2 separate regions of the Homo sapiens genome follow, and region 1 is linked to region 2. The links are chromatin loops, found by intact Hi-C in ENCODE. Cell type or tissue: dorsolateral prefrontal cortex. All regions are shown on one strand.

Region 1 (4,000 bases), 140 kb after region 2:
TGAGGAATGGACTTGAAAGCAAAGAAAAATAGTAATGGATTTTATTAAAGATATAGAAGCTAATGGTGGAGACACAAAGAAGGGAGTGGTCAGTTCTACCTGGAGGGCTGAGGTGTTCTGGGAAGGCTTCCTGGAAGAGGAGACACTGGGACTGATTCTTGAAAGGCCAACAGGTGTTTGCCAGATAAGAGAGTTGGAGGTGGGAATTGCAGGCAGAGCAGACCCTGAGAGGTGGTAACAGCACAGCATGTCGCATGATGGTGCTGTGACAATGGGGAGGCAGGAGAAGCCCTGCAAAGTGATTGTTCCAACGAGAGCTCAGACACCATCCTGAAGTTTGGGCTTTACCTTTCAGGTGACAGGGACCTGCTGAAGGGTTTCAAGCAAGAAGAAGAGACATAGTGAGATCTGGGATTTTGAGGTCACTCTGGTGGCAGTGAATGGCAGGGAGGTGAATTAGAAGCGGGTGGAGCTGGAAGAAGGGAATATATTGCCATGGTCCCTTGAGGAGTGGATGCAGGCCTGAGTGGGACATGGTGACAGGAACAGAGCTGAAGGATGTAGAGATGGGCTCTGAGGGACTCCATGGCTGCTTGGATGTGGGCACAAAGGACAAGTAGGCAGGAGGCTGCGTCATGTTGTGTAATGAGTGGCGTAGCCTCTGGAGCCAGCTGGCCTGGGTCCAATTTTAACACTCACTAGCTGTGTGATTTGGGCAAGTTACTTAATTTCTCTGAGCCTTAGTTTCCTCATCTGCAAAATGGGGATGATAATAGTATCTGTCTTCTAGTATTGGGTTCAATAAATTGATCTATATATGTATATGTATATATAGGTATATATGTGTATGTATATGTGTGTGCATATGTGTGTATGTATATATAATATACATATATAATATATGTATATTATATTATGTAATATATCATATAATATATAATATATAAATATATAATATATAAGTATATAATATAGATTATTATATAAGTATTTCATATATATACAATATACTTAGAACAGTATCAGCACATGGTAAGCCCTACATAAGCAGGGTTTCTCAATCTCACAATATTGACATTTTGGACTGTAGAATTTTTTTTTGTTGGGGGCTGTCCTGTGTGTTACGGGATGTTTAGCTGCATTTCTGGACTCCACAACTAGATACCAAAAGCACCCCCCCCAATATCCCTCCTCTCCAAAAATATTTCCTGGTATTGCCAAATGCTCCCAAGTCCCCAGGGAGGCCAAATCACCCCCAGCTGAGAACCACTGCTATGTCAATGTTATTGCTCTTATTACTGGGCAGAGATAATTCCAGGTTTCCGTTGGATGGTTGTCTGGAGGTGACGAAGCCCCATGCCCCAAGACCCGCAAACAGGAGAGGGAGACGCATGTTGGACAGTTTAGGCTAAATGGACTAAGACCACATCCACACCAAAATTGTCTTTACAAGAGTTCTGATCCTACTTAAAAATAGTTGTGCTGATTGGGAACAGGAGTGCATCCTTTCCACAAAACATTCTTTTTTAAGTAAATACTGTCTATGAGAATGTTTTCATGTTATTGTTGCAGCTCAAAATTCTGTTTATAAGAATTTAGAATGATTTGTTTTCCATGGAGGCCTGGCAATGAAATCTAATTAAAAACCCCAATCATAAGTCCCCTTACCTTAAGACTCCCTGGGTATGGGCGCTGCAGAACCGCTAGATTCCCGCACAGTGAGCCTGTTCTGCTGACCTCCGTTAGACTTCTGGGGCCCCCATCAGTGGGGAGAGAGGGGGACCCAAAGCTGGATTTGCCACTTTAGGACCCACCGTTCATGACTAACCTGCCATTGGGGTCTTCTGGTGCCAAATTAGAACAGCACCAAGGAGCTTCCCCCGAGGGACCATACCTGCCAGCCTCCCCGGCCACCACAGCCTCTGCTTCCAGAGGCACATGGCCAGCTGCCTTCCTCTTCTCCCTGCCTTTCCCTGGCCTAGGAGATGGCAGGGAGGGAGAACCGAAGTTTAGGTGAATTTCTAGAACCAAGCCCTGGGCCCCATTTGCCTTCAGCACCTCTTTCTCTAGGTCACATTGGAAGGACTGGGGAGCCTTCTGCAGAGGTGGGGCATACACTCCTTAAGGTCATCTCTCTACCTGGCACAGTGCCCTTGCTTGGGGCTATCATAACATCTTCCAGCAACCCTGGGAGAAAGACTGGTGTCTTATGTTGCACCCAGCTTCCTAACAAGGCTGAGAAAAAAAAAAACCTTGATTTTGTAAATTGAGGGTAAAAAAAAATGAGTTTATATTTCCAACACGTCTTTACTCTGATCTCCTATAAAAAGAACCGTAGTAAGACGAGTGTGACGCTATCGCCGTTCCCAGTTCCTCAAATACCCTTCGTTCCAAGTTCTTCCTGCCCACAGCGTCTGGCCCTAGCTGGCTCCGGCGGGCTTCAGATGACTCTAGTTAACAGGAACTGTGTTTGCATTCTATTTTCTGCTGCTGCCCTGACCTGTCCTGTCCTGTTGATTAATAGACTTTATTAGAACATCCTCATTGTATTACATTTTTCATATCTGAGATAAGCTATAAGAATGGATTCAAGCATGAGATGTTTGATGCTTGGAATTCTTATTGTAGGCACTGAATAGGCGTGGTAACAAAGATAAGGAATTTAACTGAGTGGGTGTGTTCTGAAGTCACTCACAACCTTTCATTCATTCATTTACTGAACAAGCATTGACTGAGTGCCCCCTACGAGCCAGGATAGAATCAAAATGGGGCTGTGTTTTGAATGAGAGTCATTTAGGCTAATGTAAAAGAAAACATCAGCTTCCATAGTTTCCCCAAAGGGCATTAATTTGTGGATTTTTTTTTTCTGGAATTTTTAACAAATAAGATGACACCATGGTGCAAGAGAAAATGGGCTGTAATTTCTGGTTCTGTCTGAGAGTCATCTTCTTCCCTGCCAGCAGCTTTTCTTCATAGACACAGCCAGCACTCCACTTCCAGGCCGCTACATATGCACGTTTCAGACCTGAAAGCGTTTCTTTCCCCCACACTGTGTGATTTTAGGTGGATCATCTGCTCACTATCTCAGCCAACAACACACTTCAAAGCAGAGATGAGAACATTGCAGGGGGTAGAGAGTGAGGAGGCTTTGGCTTCATTAACAGCCAGTGGGAAGTGGAAAAGAGTGTCCTCCACATTCCCGTCCAGTGAGGTCAGCACCTTTGAGTTGTTCCCAGAATAACCGTATTATTCTATTACAAAAGAGACTTGCCAAATATTTACACTTTTCCTCTTTAAGGGCTGTGATTTATCTTTTTAAAATTCTTATTCTTGCTAATATACACATAACAAAATTTGCCATCTGAACCAGTTTTAGGTGTACACAGTTCAGCAGTGCTAAGGATATTCACATTGTGCCACAGAGCTCCACGACTTTTTTCTTGCAAAACTGAAAATCCATACTCAGTAAACGTCTCCCCATTGCCCCCATCCCAAACCCTGGGAGCCGTCATCCTGCTTTTTATTTCGATGAGTTTGACTGCTTTAGATACCTCATATCTAATACCACTTGGTATTTTACACAGTATTTGTCTTTTGGTGACTGGCTTATTTCACTTAGCATAATGTCCTCAAGGTTCACCTCTGTTGCAGTGTGTGTTAGAATTTCCTTTCATTTTAAGGCTGAATGGTATTTCATGACATGTTTATACCACACTTTATTTATCCATTCATCCATCGATGGACACTTGAGTTGCTTCCACCCCTTGACTATTGTGAATAACTTTGCTTAGAATATAGGCCTAAAAATATCTCTTTAGAACCATGCTTTCATTTTTTGTTAGATATATACAGTATCCAGAAGCAGAATTTCTGGGTCATATAGTAATTCTACATTTAATTTTTTGAGAAACCTCCATGCTGTCTTCCACAGCAGCTGGACCCTTTATATTCCCTCCAACGGTGCACAAGGGTTCCAATTTCTCCACATCCTCAGAAACAC
Region 2 (4,000 bases):
ATGAAACAACTCTTATTTAAAAAGCATTTAAGCCCTTTAAATACTTCAACTCATTTATTTCTCCTAACAGTATTATTATCCCTATTTTATGGATAAGGAAATTGAGGCAAAGAGAAGTAATTTGCCCAAGGGCATTCAGTTAGAAAGTGAAGCTGTGATTCAAACCCAGGCATTCTGGTGCCAGTATCTATTCTCCTAAGTGGCTTTGCTCCCTGCAAATAGTACTATTGAGTTATATGTGAATTTTCAAATCTATGTAATCAGAGAGAGAGGGAGAGAAACAATTAAAAGTGTAGGCAGTTGTCTGCCATTCTCCTCAATTATCAATGCCCTGGAGGGAGTGTGCTATCTGAGCTGCCTTGGTCCATCTCAATTTCTTCTAGTTTCTCAGACTCTAATGGTGCAAAATCTTGGTGCACTGAATTTCATTCTAGTTTAAAGATACGTATTTTTTCATGCAGCACAAATCCTTAAATGCAAGCCAACTGCTTCATCCTGTGCTCAACTAAAAAAACAGCTATCTGTTCCAGTGCTGGAAGAAAAGCTGGTGCGTGGGACTTCCTGAAAGATGAGATAGATGTGACTCCACTTATTATTATTTCTACTGTTTTTCTTTGTAAATGTATAGTACTTCGGGGCCATATTGGATCACACGGGCTATCCTGGGTACCTAATCATCATTGAAAGCATCGTACCGCATTCTTTCACCTCCGCGGCCAGGTGCCTTTTGCTGCCTGGTCTCTTCTCAGCTTGCCCTGATTTCTCTTCTTTCACTTGTTCTAATGCCAACTCATCCTTCAAGACCCAGCTTGAGCAAATATCAGCCCTCCTGGAAGCCTTCCTTTGCCCACTTTGGTTGAATTGCGTGCCTGACTGTACTTCCATAGAATGCCTTACTCTGCATGGTCAAGGTTGGCTAACTTGTCTGGTTCCTTCACTGTTAGGGTGAATTCCTTGAGGGTAGGGTGGTGATTTTCCCCAGAGGCTAACTCATCCCCTGGTTCCTGATGGGCTTTGAACAGTGTCTACTGAGTGAATATGGAGAATGTTTCAGCATGTGCTGGCCCTCGGTCTGGGATTTCTTTTCAGTCTCCAACACACACACACACACACACACACACACACACACACACACACACACACACACACACACAGCAATCCAAATTGTATTTCTGCTCCAGCCCTGAGCTCCAGCATCCACTTGCAGGTCTTCCTGCTGCACATGCTCACCGCAAAACATACTTCCCCTTCCCTAAGATACATCACTCAAGTTATTGCAGGCTGTCCACCTCCTGGAGACGGAAACTCATCTGCTGCCCCTCCCCGCACCTATCATGGCATTGAGCGTCCAGTAGGTACTCAATGTTTCTTTAACAAGTGAACAAACAAAGGAGTCAGTGGACAATTAGAGTTTTGAGTTCCCCGAAGCACTTTACAGAAAGTCAAGACTCCCGTTTGTGGCCAAATGCCGTGATTACCTCCCAGGGCCAGGAAGTATGAGGCAAGACAAGTGACAAGGACACAAAATTTATTTATTTATTTATTTATTATTATTATACTTTAAGTTTTAGGGTACATGTGCACAATGTGCAGGTTAGTTACATATGTATACATGTGCCATGCTGGTGTGCTGCACCCACTAACTCGTCATCTAGCATTAGGTATATCTCCCAATGCTATCCCTCCCCCCTCCCCACACCCCACAACAGTCCCCAGAGTGTGATGTTCCCCTTCCTGTGTCCATGTGTTCTCATTGTTCAATTCCCACCTATGAGTGAGAATATGCGGTGTTTGGTTTTTTGTTCTTGCGATAGTTTACTGAGAATGATGATTTCCAATTTCATCCATGTCCCTACAAAGGACATGAACTCATCATTTTTCATGGCTGCATAGTATTCCATGGTGTATATGTGCCACATTTTCTTAATCCAGTCTATCATTGTTGGACATTTGGGTTGGTTCCAAGTCTTTGCTATTGTGAATAATGCTGCAATAAACATACGTGTGCAGTGAAGGACACAAAATTTAAAAGTCATTCACCTCGGATGCCAACCCTGCCCTTACCCAGGCCTGAAAGTCAGAGTCTCCTTAAATTGAGGGCCCTGAGTACCTCGCTTGCCTCACCCTAATCCCAGGCCTGTCCCCATTCCCTCCTTATATAACTCAAGCCTCTCGATGTAGGCAAAAGAAATCTAACATATACTTATGTGTGGGGAAAAAATAGTTTTTCTCCTACTATACTCTCACAACACAACACAGAGACTTCTGTGACCAGATGTGTGGGGGTTTTCTCCACCAACAAGCCAGCAAGCAGTTCTGCAGCAGATTCTCTGGCAGACACCAGCTGAATGTCCTCTAACTCAATTCAGTTCAATTCAATTCTGACACTATCTACCTGGATAACATCAGTTACCACAGGCTCAGGGCTCAGTCCTGCAAGATATCCCACACTGCAGATGCCAGTCACAAGTCCAGGCCTCTGCAATGTCTGAACAAGCAGCTATAAATCAGAGTGCCCATGATTCCTCTGGTTTGATTAATTTGTTAGAGCTGCTCATAGAACTCAGGGAAACACCTTACTTATGTTTACCCATTTATTAACAGGGTATTTTAAAGGATCCAAACCAACAGCCAGATGAAGAGATACGTAGGGCAAGGCACATGGGAAGAGGCACGGCGCTTCCATGCCCTCTCAGGGCACACCATCCTCCGGCAACCTCCGTGAGTTCAGCTAGCCAGAAGCCCCCTGAATCCCTGAACCCAGTCCTTTTGAGTTTTTACAGAAGCTTCATTACGTAGGCATGACTGATGGAATCATTGGACATTGGTGGTCAGCTTATCCTTCAGCCTCTCTCCCCTCCCTGGAGGTTGAGGGGTGGGGCTGAAAGTTCCAACCTTCTAATATGCCTTGGTCTTTTCCGTGACCTATCCCCATCCTGAAGCTACCTGGGGATCCCAGCCACCGGTCATCTCATTAGCATACAAAAGACACTCTTATCACCTTGGAGATTCCAAGGATTTTAGAAGCCACATGCCAGGAAACCTGGACAAAGACTATATAAATACATCTTATTATAAATCGTAATAGCAAAACTTATTAAGCAAAAGCTGGAATTTATTGTCTCATATAATAAAGCCACAGAAAAGGCAGGACAGGAAAATGGCTTAGGAGCTCCTGGAAGCAGGAATTCCAACACTATCAAAACACTCTGTTTCTCTTCTCCATTTTCCTCACTCTCAGACCAGCTTACTTCATATAGTAGACAAATTTGCCTATAAACTTTGCACTCACATTCTAATACTGCCTCAGCCAGGAAGAGAAGCCACTTCTCTTTGCAAGCTCCAATGCGAAAGACCTAGGGAAGGGGCCAGAGGCAGGAAGTGCTCTGGTTGGCTCAGCTTAGATCCCGTATCTCCCCGTGTAACCAGGGTCTGGGGTCCATTACTAGAGGAAAGGACGGGGAGGTAGCATAGATCATGGCCCCAGGAAAATCCTTGTGACTAAAAGACCACCAGAATTGACTCTTACCAAGCTCCTCCAAAACACAGACCTCTGAACTGTCACTGTGATCTAGTGGTAACATCATTGCCCAGTTCCCTTAGGTAGCTTGCTGGTGAAGTACTGCCAATCTTCTAAGCACCCATCCTCCTCTGCCCTGAGCAACCCCTTGCCAGGCTGAGAGCCACTAATGAGCAGACAAATGTCACTTAGAGAAAGGAGTGGGTTCTCAGCCTCTAGCTCTACAGCAGTGGATATCTTTCAACCAGGGGACAAAATCTAGCCCCCCTCCTAGGAGACATTGGACAATGTCTGAAGACATTTTTGGGGTTGTCCCACTTGGGGAGTAGGGGGCTGCTGGCATCCAGTGGGTGGAGGCCAGGGATGTTGCTAAACATCCCACTGTGCACAGAGTGGCTTCCCACACCAAAACATCATCTAGCCCAAATTGTCAACAGCGCTGAGATCAAGAAAACTGGCCCCACAGGAAAACTCTTACAA

Evidence for each region. A loop is a pair of places that touch in the nucleus more often than their neighbours do. Peaks named below come from ENCODE experiments on the same cell type or tissue, not always from the same donor. Only the 100,000 strongest peaks of a DNase experiment are listed, where the experiment ranks them.
Region 1: a loop joins it to region 2, with 5 times the contacts of the local background. A loop is called at or near these places in 1 of 110 quality-filtered maps.

The regions. Positions count from the first base shown.
Region 1 is chr4:25,813,049-25,817,048 of GRCh38, reverse strand. The region is part of intron 9 of SEL1L3 (SEL1L family member 3); the gene reads left to right. Among named protein-coding and RNA genes, the nearest start is that of SEL1L3, 48 kb to the left of the region's middle. In dorsolateral prefrontal cortex, no CTCF peak of the experiment used is centred here; a DNase peak (open chromatin) is centred at 2,402; H3K27ac peaks cover 1,629 bases.
Region 2 is chr4:25,954,826-25,958,825 of GRCh38, reverse strand. No RefSeq gene overlaps it. Among named protein-coding and RNA genes, the nearest start is that of SMIM20, 43 kb to the right of the region's middle. In dorsolateral prefrontal cortex, no CTCF peak of the experiment used is centred here; a DNase peak (open chromatin) is centred at 2,307; H3K27ac peaks cover 1,172 bases.